Regions from separate parts of the Homo sapiens genome. Here region 2 is linked to region 1. Evidence: chromatin loops called from intact Hi-C (ENCODE). Cell type or tissue: mammary epithelial cell. All regions are shown on one strand. Links, peaks and the distances in the headings refer to the core of each region. The heading gives the core; the rest is flanking DNA.

Evidence for each region. Hi-C counts contacts between places; a loop is a spot of excess contacts. Peaks named below come from ENCODE experiments on the same cell type or tissue, not always from the same donor. Only the 100,000 strongest peaks of a DNase experiment are listed, where the experiment ranks them.
Region 2: a loop joins it to region 1, with 9 times the contacts of the local background. A loop is called at or near these places in 4 of 110 quality-filtered maps.

The regions. Positions count from the first base shown.
Region 1 is chr5:69,005,027-69,010,349 of GRCh38, reverse strand. All of the region lies in intron 1 of LINC02198 (long intergenic non-protein coding RNA 2198), which reads left to right. LOC107984116 (a long non-coding RNA gene) reads left to right here and starts at 3,165. Exons shown (of 3, transcript XR_001742709.2): 1 at 3,165-3,323. In mammary epithelial cell, for the core only: a CTCF peak has its summit at 2,387 (motif pointing right); a DNase peak (open chromatin) is centred at 2,379.
Region 2 is chr5:68,882,322-68,887,644 of GRCh38, reverse strand. No RefSeq gene overlaps it. Among named protein-coding and RNA genes, the nearest start is that of LINC02198, 140 kb to the left of the region's middle. In mammary epithelial cell, for the core only: a CTCF peak has its summit at 2,556; no DNase peak of the experiment used is centred there.

The DNA of each region.
Region 1 (5,323 bases), core at 272-5,271:
AACTTCCTGGAAGGAAGAGATTATTATGAAATTCTCTGGAAGGACAAAATCTGTGTTCCAGTCTTGGGGAGAACATGACCCCTCTTAAAGTGTTTTCTAACAGGCTGCAGTAGTGGATGTTAATTTAGTTTTGGTGTTCAGTATCCATCCATTCACCCTTTGTGGAATCCTCTCTTCTCCAGGATCAGGTCATTTAGTAAAATAAAGCTGGTCTTATGCCCAGCTCTATCTAGGGAGCATATAACCCAGGATTAAGTCACATGCGTGCAGTCTTCTCCTGCCTATAGTGACTGGTTGGAGATTGGCATGTGATCCTGGGGAGCCAATGAGGCTACTGAGGGAGAAATATGTCCTGTTTTTCCACTTGAACCTGAAAGGATATGTGCTGTAGTTGTAGCCAATTATAAAGAGAAAGCCCATTTGAGAGTGAACTGACACAGAAGGTGAAACCTGATTGATAGAAAATAGATAATGTTTGAATATACTCAGAGGAGACTTAGACAATTGCTCAGAGTTGGGGATAAATTAGTGGAGATCAGTGTGGGCTGAATTGTGCTCTCGCTGCCACCTCCAACTAAAGATATGTTGAAGTCCTAACTCTGGGTACCTGGGAACATGACTTATTGGAAACAGGGTCTTTGTAGACATAATTAAGAAGTCAGTTAAAAATGAGGTCATACAAGAGTAGAGTAGGCCCTTAATCCAAGATGACTGGTGTTCTTATAACAAGAGAAGAGACACAGAGACAGACACACATAGAGAAGAGATGCCATGTGAAGACAGACACACACGTGGAAAAAGGCCACATAGGCCAGGTGCAGTAGCCCACAACTGTAAACCCAGCACTGTGGGAGGCTGAGGTGGGAGGATTGCTTGAGGCCAGGAGTTTGAGACCAGCCTGGGCAACATAGTGAGACCCTGTCTCTCCAAAAAAAAAAAAAAATTAGCTAGAAGTGGTGGCATGTACCTGTACTCCTAGCTACTTGGGAGGCTGAGGTGGGAGGAGGAAGGCTTGAGCCCAGGAAATTGAGGCTGCAGTTAGCCATGATCATGCCAATGCACTCCAGTCTGGGCAACAGAGTGAGACCCTGTTAAAAAAAAAAAAGTAAAAAAGGAAAAGGCCATATAACAAGTAACAAGGCAGAGATTGGAGTGACACATCTGCAAGCCAAGGGCTGCTGAGGATTGCTGGCAAATGCCAAAAGCTGAAGGGGGCAGGAAGAGCCTGCAGAGAGGGCATGGCCTTGGTGATAACTTAATTTTAGACTTTTAGTCTCCAGAACTATAAGACAATAAACTTCTGTTGTTTAAAGCCACCTGGTTTGTGGTACTTGGTTATGGCAGTCCTAGGAAACTAATATAATCAATACATATAAAACATAGCATGTGAAGAAAAGACTGTTTTTTTAATTCCAGGGAAAATATAAACTTGTTCAGGAAAGGAAATGTGAACAGGATATACCACATGGCTTTGTGGTCAAGAATTTAATAGTTATAGCTCTATAAATATTGATTATTGCTCTTACCAAAATTATACTGGGAAGTATATATGTATGGTGGGGTTGTGTATGTGTGTGCGGGTACTTATGAAGTCATCTTCCATAGTGCAAAGTCAATATATGAAGCTTAAACTAAAAAATCAAGAGGCAGCAACATGAACATGACATTTAGAGATATAGAGGTAAAAAGTAAATGGTTCAGTTAAAAGAGCTGGAAGTATCTGCCTTCTGGGAGCAGGAAACACGAGGTAGGGACTGCTTGGACTGCTGTAGAACAGTTTGACTCTTTATACTATGTGCATGAATTACTTTGATATAAAGAAAAACTGCTTTAAAAAGGAGAAGAAAATTTGAACCTGTGAAACAAACTACTTGTAGAACTATGGAATGTGATGACTTTGGATAAAAGTATGACATTAGGTACATTTATTTTGGGGCTAGTTGCTAATACCTCTTATTTTCTAGGCAGTGAGGGGGTGGGAGTGGAAGGGAGGGGGTCAAAATTCCTCCATGAAGCCTTTACATCTCCCCTTCTCCTATATCCAAGTCCCACTCTTATAAAAGAATAAAACCTCCATTACTCTAAGTTTATAATTACTGTTTAAAAACACAAAGTTCATTTTTACAGGGATCTTTCCTTAAGGCTGAAGGAGGTTCTAAAGATGAAATTTCCTTCTATGTATGATTCCTTGGGGTGGGAGTCACAGGCATTTTCTTATCCCACTGGAATTCTGAGTCGCATAAGTTTGTTTCTGACTAGTAACTAGGAGCTCAGTGTCTTTGGCCTCTCACACTGACCTTAAGGCAAATGCCTTTGAACCGTCCACTCCAGTCTGTCAATCCTCCTTGAAGAATGGTCCAGCCTGCACTGCTGCTTTTTACCATCAGGGGGCAGTGGGGCCATGAGTGCCCAGGGAGACAGGGAAGGATGCTTAGCACCTGGCGAGTGGGAGGAAGTGTCTCTCAGTGTTTGCACTTAAAGCATCTCAGTAGCTAGATACTTCATTGGTACGAATGGTGTATTTTCTTCTAAATTTTGTGCAATCCAAAAAGGCAGGAAGTTTGATCTTAATGCATTTTCCATGGTCATCTATTTCACTCTGAGCCAAGAATTTATTAGGAAAACGAAAAGAATTGCAAGAATAACTTTAGATTGACATTTCTCCATTTTCCTACTTGTCGAATAGGTTTGGTACGTGTTCTGAAGGAACACGGTGCCAGTTGAAATGGTGCTCTGCTTTCTTCCCTGTTATTCTGAAATAGATGTGCTTTTCACACACATGGATAGACCATTTACTCCTGATTTGTATCTCAGGGACAAATCTGACTTATTAACACCATTATTTGTAAACTGCTAGCCTGGTTTCCTGTGCTGTTGTAACGCTATCTTGATGGGTTGCTGTGAAAATGTGAAGATGTCTGTCAGGCAGGAAAAATTATGTAAAAATGATGTGGGTATAGAAAATGGGATCGACAAAATGTAATAAACTCCTCCTGGGCTGAACAGCAGAGCTGCATATGTAATGAAGTACTTTAGGATTACGTCACCTTTTATATAACATCTGGCAGTGACTTTTATTTCAGAGCTAATTTGGAGAAGCCAGGCACTTTTCTCTTCCCCTCCCCAAGACTGCCTTTATCTGAAAGACGAAAGAAGGAACTGTTACATTTTGCATGCAAAGAAAGCCAGAGTGGCTAGATTACTCCCTTAGGGTAATGGAGAAAGGAAAAAGAAATTGAAAAAGGTCAGGTGAACAAAGCAGAAGGAATGAAGAGGTTTGTGTGATTCTTAGTGAAATTGGACCAGTCTAAGCAACCAGACAGGTAATCTGGGTGACTCTACCCCTCCTTCTTCCCTCCTGTGCCCCTCCCTTGGCTGTGGCTCTATAGGTATGACCCAAGAATACTATGGAAATAGCATTTCCTTAAATATTTTGTCTGAAGTGAAGGGTTGAAAAAATTATTGAGATAATTTGGGAAAATCCTAAAATTTGTCCCTTTAGCCTTTGAGAAAAAGCTCAAAGCTCAAACACCTCTCTCCCCCAGTAATATCCAGACATTGATCTATAACAATAGATTATTCAGATGGTCAACTTGCTGCTTTAATTTGTCTATATAGGAAATGGTGAAAAGTCTTTTATGAAATTGAATGGGAATTCACTCCTTTGAAGCCAGGGACACAGGAGGGATGAAGACCCTCTTTGTACTTCCCCCTTTCCTTCCCTCATAGCTTCTGGGTCTGTGCTTGCCTTGGTGCAACCTGGACCTTGCTGGACCATGTTTGCTGACCTCCATGTTCTCTTTCATCACGTGTTTTTTGAATCTTCCATTATTGTGTCAACCCTGGACATGCTCTTGTCTGAATTTCAAGGCCATGTCTACAGTTCAGAAGAGGTAGTGTCTTCCTTACGTATCTAATGGGTTCCCAAAAATGTGTTTGAAAGTTAGTTGGATGTTTGAAAGTCGAACAATAGATTTGCATGTTGTAAGGAAGAATTTGTTCTCAATTCTAGCTAAAGTATATGATGAAATCCCTAATTATGGTTTCTGCCAGTGCCACCTCCCTCAGGCCTTGGCAACCCTGTGGGTGGGTGAGAACAGGCACATGGCTGGAGTGGGTGGCAACTGCCAGTCGTTGTGGGCTGAGGAAGTTAATCCAGGAATCTCTCCTTCCAAGACTTAGCCCTCCTTCCCTCATCCCAGCCTGAAAGGGCAAGGGCTGGAGTAGAGGGTCTGGTTCTTTTTTTTTTTTTTTTTTTTTTTTTGAGACAGAGTTTTTCTCTGTCACCCATGCTGGAGTGCAGTGGCTTGATCTTGGCTCATGGCAAACTCCGCCTCCTGGGTTCAAGCTATCCTCTTGCCTCAGCCTCCCAAGTACCGAGATTACAGGCTCAAGCCACCATGCCTGGCTAATTTTTTGTATTTTTAGTACAGATGGGGTTTCACCATGTTGGCCAGGCTGACTTACTTCGAACTCCTCACCTCAAGTGATCTGCCTGCCTCAGCCTCCCAAAGTCCTGGGATTACAGGTGTGAGTTACCACACCTGGCTGAGGGTCTGGTTCTTAACCTACCTCCAGGAATAACCACATGTGACACCCATGAGGTGGTGGACATGGCATTGGTGGACATGGGCAGAGTACTGGAGTGGTTGGGGCTGGTCAAATGACACCCTGAGAAATGGTGGTCCTGTGTGAGCTGAGAAACTCCAGGATCCCTGGCCATGATCTCTGGAGTTCTGTCTGGCAGTACTGGCCAATGGAGACTTATCTCTGGCTGGAAAGGAGGTGCTGGAAAATTCTTCTGTTGTCTTAACTTGAACCTGGCCCCTTCTCCTAGTAGCTGTGTCTGCCTGGCATGAGATTGTTCTATCAATAATCTAAGGTAATTCAGGAAAGATTGAATTTTGAGTATTAAAGGTTTGCAGATGCTAGTGTTTAATTTTTGATAGTGTGGTGTCTTGGTTATGTATTGCGGCATAGCATACTACCCCAAAACTTAGTGTCTTAAAACCATATTTTAATTATCTCACAAGTTCCTTGGTCAGGAATTTGCTCAGTGCTTGGTTGGGTGATTCTTCTGCTTCACATGGCATTGACTGGAGTCACTTAACAGTCTGGTGTGGGCTGAAGCATCCAAGATGGCTTCCCTCATATGCCTAGTGTCTTGACAGGAATGGCTGACAGGCTTTGTGCCCTTCTCCCTCTCGATGTAGTCTTAGAGTATCTCTACGTGTTCTCTTTAGAATGCCAGTTGGACTCTTACATAGTGGCTCACTTAGGACTCTGCCGGTTATTTTAGAGACTAGGGTTGGAATTGGCATAG
Region 2 (5,323 bases), core at 188-5,187, 120 kb after region 1:
CGCTGGAGTCTCTGGGCCCACTCTGGCAAGGAAGGCTGCCTTGAACAACAAGTTCATGACTCATTTGTTGCTCAATTAAACTTCTTTAAATTTAATTCAGCTGAAGTTTTTCTTTTATTATTAGTGATGCTAAGCATTTTAAAATATACCTGCTAGTCATTTGTATATCTTCTTTTGAGAAATGTCTATTCATCTTCTTTGTCTATTTTGTAATCAGGTTGTTTTCTTGCTATTGAGTTGTCTGATATATATATATTTTGGATATTCATCTCTTATCAGGTGTATGGTTTGCACATATTTTCTCCTGGGCAGTATTAAATGTGGCTTCTGTGCCAGGAGCTTTGCCTTGCAGCTACTGCTGCTGCTGCTAGTATGAGAGAGGGAGGAAAAGAGAGAGAGGAAGAAAAAAGAAAGATTGAAATCGCTTAGTGTGAGAGAATTTTCTGTACCAAGCCTGGTGCGGTTCTCTGATCGGCAGAACCTTTGCTTCGAATGTGCCCACATGGCAAGGGACTATGTAACATTTTCAGCTCCTCTAGGGGTGACTGTCCATCTTCTCCCCACATCAAAACTCAAACAGTATGGAATTCCCCATAGAAAGGGGTTCCTCAGACGCTTCTCAAAAGAAGACATTTATGTGGCCAAGAAACATGAAAAAAAGCTCAACATCACTGATGATTAGAGAAATGCAAAATGAAACCACAATGAGATACCATCTCATGCCAGTCAAAATGGTGATAATTAAGAAGTCAAGAAACAACACATGCTGGTAAGGTTATGGAGAAAAAAGAATGCTTTTACACTGTTGGTGGGAGTGTAAATTAGTTCACCCATTGTGGAATACCTTGTGGTGATTCTCAAAGACCTAGAGGCAGAAATACCATTTGACCCAGTAATCCCATTACTGAGTATATACCCAAAGGAATAGAAATCATTCTGTTATAAAGACACATGCACACGTATATTCACTGCAGAGCTATTCACAATAGCAATGATATGGAATCAACCCAAATGCTTATCAATGATAGATTGGATAAATAAAATGTGGCACATATACACCATGAAATACTATGCAGCCATAAAAAGGAACAAGATCATGTCTTTTACAGGAACATGGATGGAGCTAGAAACTGTTATCCTCAGCAAACTAATTCAATAACAGAAAACCAAACATGACATGTTCTCACTTATAAGTGGGAGCTGAATGAGGAAAGCACACTGACATTGGGTAGGGGAACAACACACACTGGGGCCTCTGGGGTGGGGGTAGGGGGAGGGAGAGCATCAGTAAGAATAGCTAATGAATGATGGACTTAATACCCAGGTGATGGGTTGATCTGTGCAGCAAACCACCATGGCGCACATTTACCTATGTCACCTGAACATCTTGTGCATGTACCCCAGAACTTAAAAGTTGAAGAAAAAAAAAAAAAGAAAGGGATTCCTATTGGGAAGCTAAGGTGAACATTAGACTCCCACTTTAGGTTAAATATGTAATATTCCCAGACAAATCTTGACACTTCCTTTCTTGCATATGTTTTTATATGAGCCCAATTCCTCATTTTTTCCTCAAGGAAGTGGAGTGCAGCCTGTGCAATTGCTAACAGCATAATGTAGTTGCCTTTTTGTGGAAGTGATACTGAGTAAAAACTGAAATCTCCTGGGGTGTTTTCTTATCCTCAATAAAAACCTTCAATATTCTTATAATTGAAGTTTGGCTTCTTAGCACTGTTAAAAATATTTTCTTATTTTAGTGCCTAGAGCTACTTGTTTTAGTTTTATGGGTTTTTTTTTTTTTTTTCGGTTATCTGGTAGAATTTCAGGATATATACCATTAAAGGTGGGTGCTGCTTTTTTTGTGACTACAGACATAATCGGGGATTCTCTCTTTGGCTGAATTTCCTTAACACCAGATAATTATGAGATCTAGAATTCTGGATATGGGTTAATTCAAATTTACCATTGTCTAGTTATTAAGGAGTCAGAATAGCATTTACTGTGTAAATCTGGGCAATTGATGTTTCTGAGTTTCCTTTTTTGATGAATGGAAGTGATTCTTCTCAGGCTGGACTCTCAGGTGTTGGGAGAGTGGCTGAGATGACCGGCAGAGGGGAGAGGTGGAATGGAGGGGGAACCCAGAATTTTCTGACTCCTGGGCTCTGCTGTGCTTTTTACCTCCAAAACCATCATCCAGAAATCAAACCATCTACACTCTTGACTTTCAGCCTTTTTAGTATTTATTGTACCTCCCCAAATTGGCCATTTTTCTGATTTTTAGAAGGATGGATAGTGTATTTTGGTGGGAAGGATGAGAAGGTTAAAAAATATTATCTAAAATTAAAATGCAATATTTTGGAGAGAGAGATCTTTGGTTTAGATCCAAGCTGTAACACTGACTGTGTGAACTTGGGCAAGATATTCAGCCTCTCTGAATTTCAGTATCTTTCTCTGCAAAGTGGGGATAATAATGCTTGTTTTGTAGCCTAAGTAAATGTTGAATCCATTCTTCTATGGAGTTTATTCATGTGCACCAACCCTATCCCCCTTGTGGTGACTTTAATATCTTTTTACAGTGCTGCTGATGGAGGATGCTGTCAATCCAGAGTCTGACAGCTTCTTGCTCCTATGTAAGTCAAATGTCATTCTTGAAATCATAATAAACTTATCAACTTTTTTTGCATAACTTGATGGGGTTATGGAATTATAACTGCTTTGGAAACATTCCAGCCTAGAAGCTATATACCAGAACAAATGAGATCCTGGCCCAGTACCTCCTCCAAGGAATTCATTCTGCTTTTGGAGACTAGCACATGTATTTGCTTTATATTATGTTTCCTAAATTATATTTATTTCTTTATTTTAGAGTAATGCAATAATTTAAAAGAAAGGAGTATCTTGGCTTATTCCCCCTCAAATACCACAGCCTTCTTCATTAGGATGTTTCATTTAAAAAATAGTATTTGTGCATTCCCTGCCAACCTTCCAAAAAATTCACTGCTGGGCAGAGGAAGGGGTTGATAAATAAAAAGTAATTTGTTCATAAAATTTATAAGCCACTGGAAATGAAGGCCCTGGAAGAAAGTGCCAACTCAGCTTTAAGTATGAGATAATAATCAAAACAGCAAATGTACAAGTGCATTATGGTAAGAATAAATCAAACGGCAAGGCTCGATGTGAACAATATGGAAAAAACAACTAAGTGAAGAAATGTCAAATGAAGGATTACCTTTACTGTGGAACTACCTATTCAAGTCATAAATTCAGCCCAGGATTTCTGCTTCCTAAAACCTAAGGACTTCTACTGAACAACGACACTGCACCCGCAGCAACCACAACAGAAACAACAAAACCCTTTGTTTTCCTGCTAGCTTCTAGCAGTTTTGTTTCAGAGAGAGAGGCTTTTTCTGTGGACTGTGTCTTTTATTGAAGATTTAACCATAAAAGCAGTGCTCCTGCAAACTCTGCTTAGGGTTGGCAGTATATATCATCAATTAGATATAAGGTTGCTTTTTTTTTTTTTTTTAAACCAGCCTTTCCATAAGAGCTTTTGTTGACTATTTCAGTCTTGTTTTCCCAAAGTAAATGTTTCATTGAGTTAGCATGACTTTATTATAATAAAAACTGTATTTTTGTCTTCTGTCCCTTGACATTTATTCCATAGAACTAGTTTTTTCCTGACCCTAATTGAAAGAAAATTTAGGGCAAATTATTGTACACCTCTGACCACTTTTAGTTAACAGTAGGTCTTGCTCTTAGCATGTCGAGGCCAGTGTAATAATACAATCAGTAATTTCATTCAATGTTAATGCTTCTTCTCTTCCCCCAGCTTGGGCCAACTAAAAGTTGGCCACTGGCACTGGGCAAAAGGAGGCTTGGTTGGCCTCTTCTCTTTTTCTCCAACGTGCATCATACCCCACTTCCCTCGTCTTCAGAATGAGGCCACCATTTGGGATCATCTTTCAGGGAGAAGGTGGGAGGGGCTCGGGAGAGAGGAGTCCAGCCGCGGAAGGCCTTGGTTGACTAGTGCTGTTGTCAGCTGGCGGCTGAACCTGGGCTGGCAGGCATTTGAAGCCGATTGTCTTGGGGGGCACTTTGGTGGGTTCTTTGGGTACTCCTACCTCTGCAGAGCTCTCACTTGTAATCCGGCACTAAATCTGTTAGTTCTGCCTTAGAAATGTCCCCCAAATCCAATCATTTTGTATCTCTCCCACCACTTCCCCTGCTCCAAGACACCCCCAACTCTATCCTGCAGGACTGTGGTGGGTTTCCATGCTTCTGCCTGTGTTCCAGGAGTCTGTTTTACATGCAGGACAGGGATCTTTTCAGCATGTAGTTCAGATCATGTTATTCCTTTGTTCCAGGTGTCTGGTGGTCTCCTGTCTCATGCAGAGCGGAACTCCCAGGCCTCTGAGGGACCACAGGCCCTACACACTGCCTTGCCCCCGCCCTACATTTATGACCTCGCCTTTCACCACTCTCACCCCCCTCACTGTCCCAGGACACTGGACACCCCGCTGCCTCAGGGCCTTCCCATTTGCTGTTCCTTCTGCCAGAATTCTTTTCGTCAGATACGTACAAGGCTTATTCCCTCACCTCGTCTAGCCTTTTTTTTTTTTTTTGTGAGACAGAGTCTTGCTCTGTTGCCCAGGCTGGAGTGCAGTGGCGTGATCTTGGCTCACTGCAACCCCCACCTCCTGGGTTCAAGCAATTCTTCCTGCCTCAGCCTCCCGAGTAGCTGGGAATACAGGTGCCCACCACCACACCAAGCTAATTTTTTTGGTGTTTTTAATAGAGACGGGGTTTTGCCATTTTGGCCAGGCTGGTCTTGAACTCCTGACCTCAGGTGATCTGCCCGCCTTGACCTCCTAAAGTGCTGGGATTACAGGAGTGAGCCATCATGCCCGGCCAAGTCTTTGTGCAAATGTCTCTGCCTTAGTAAGCTTTTCCGTGATCAATCCATTGCAAACTACAAACCCTCCCTCCCCCAGGCCTCTCTCTATTCTCCTTTCATACTTTATTTTTCTCCATAACACATTATATTTTGACCTACTCTATATTTTACTCGCATAGTGTTTTTCTCCTCCATTAGTACATACTTAATAAAGGAAGAATCTTTATCAGTTTTGTTCATTGTTGTATCCCTAGTTCTTAGAACTATGCTTGGCACCTAGTAAGTGCTCAGCAATCCTTTTGAATCAATGAATGAATGTTTACTTGATCCTATGTTATTGTAACTCACCTGCATACATAACTAGCTCTCTTTCTCAGCTCTTGAGAGTAAGGTCTAGGAACTGGTCATTTTGTGTTCCCTACATCTCTAGCT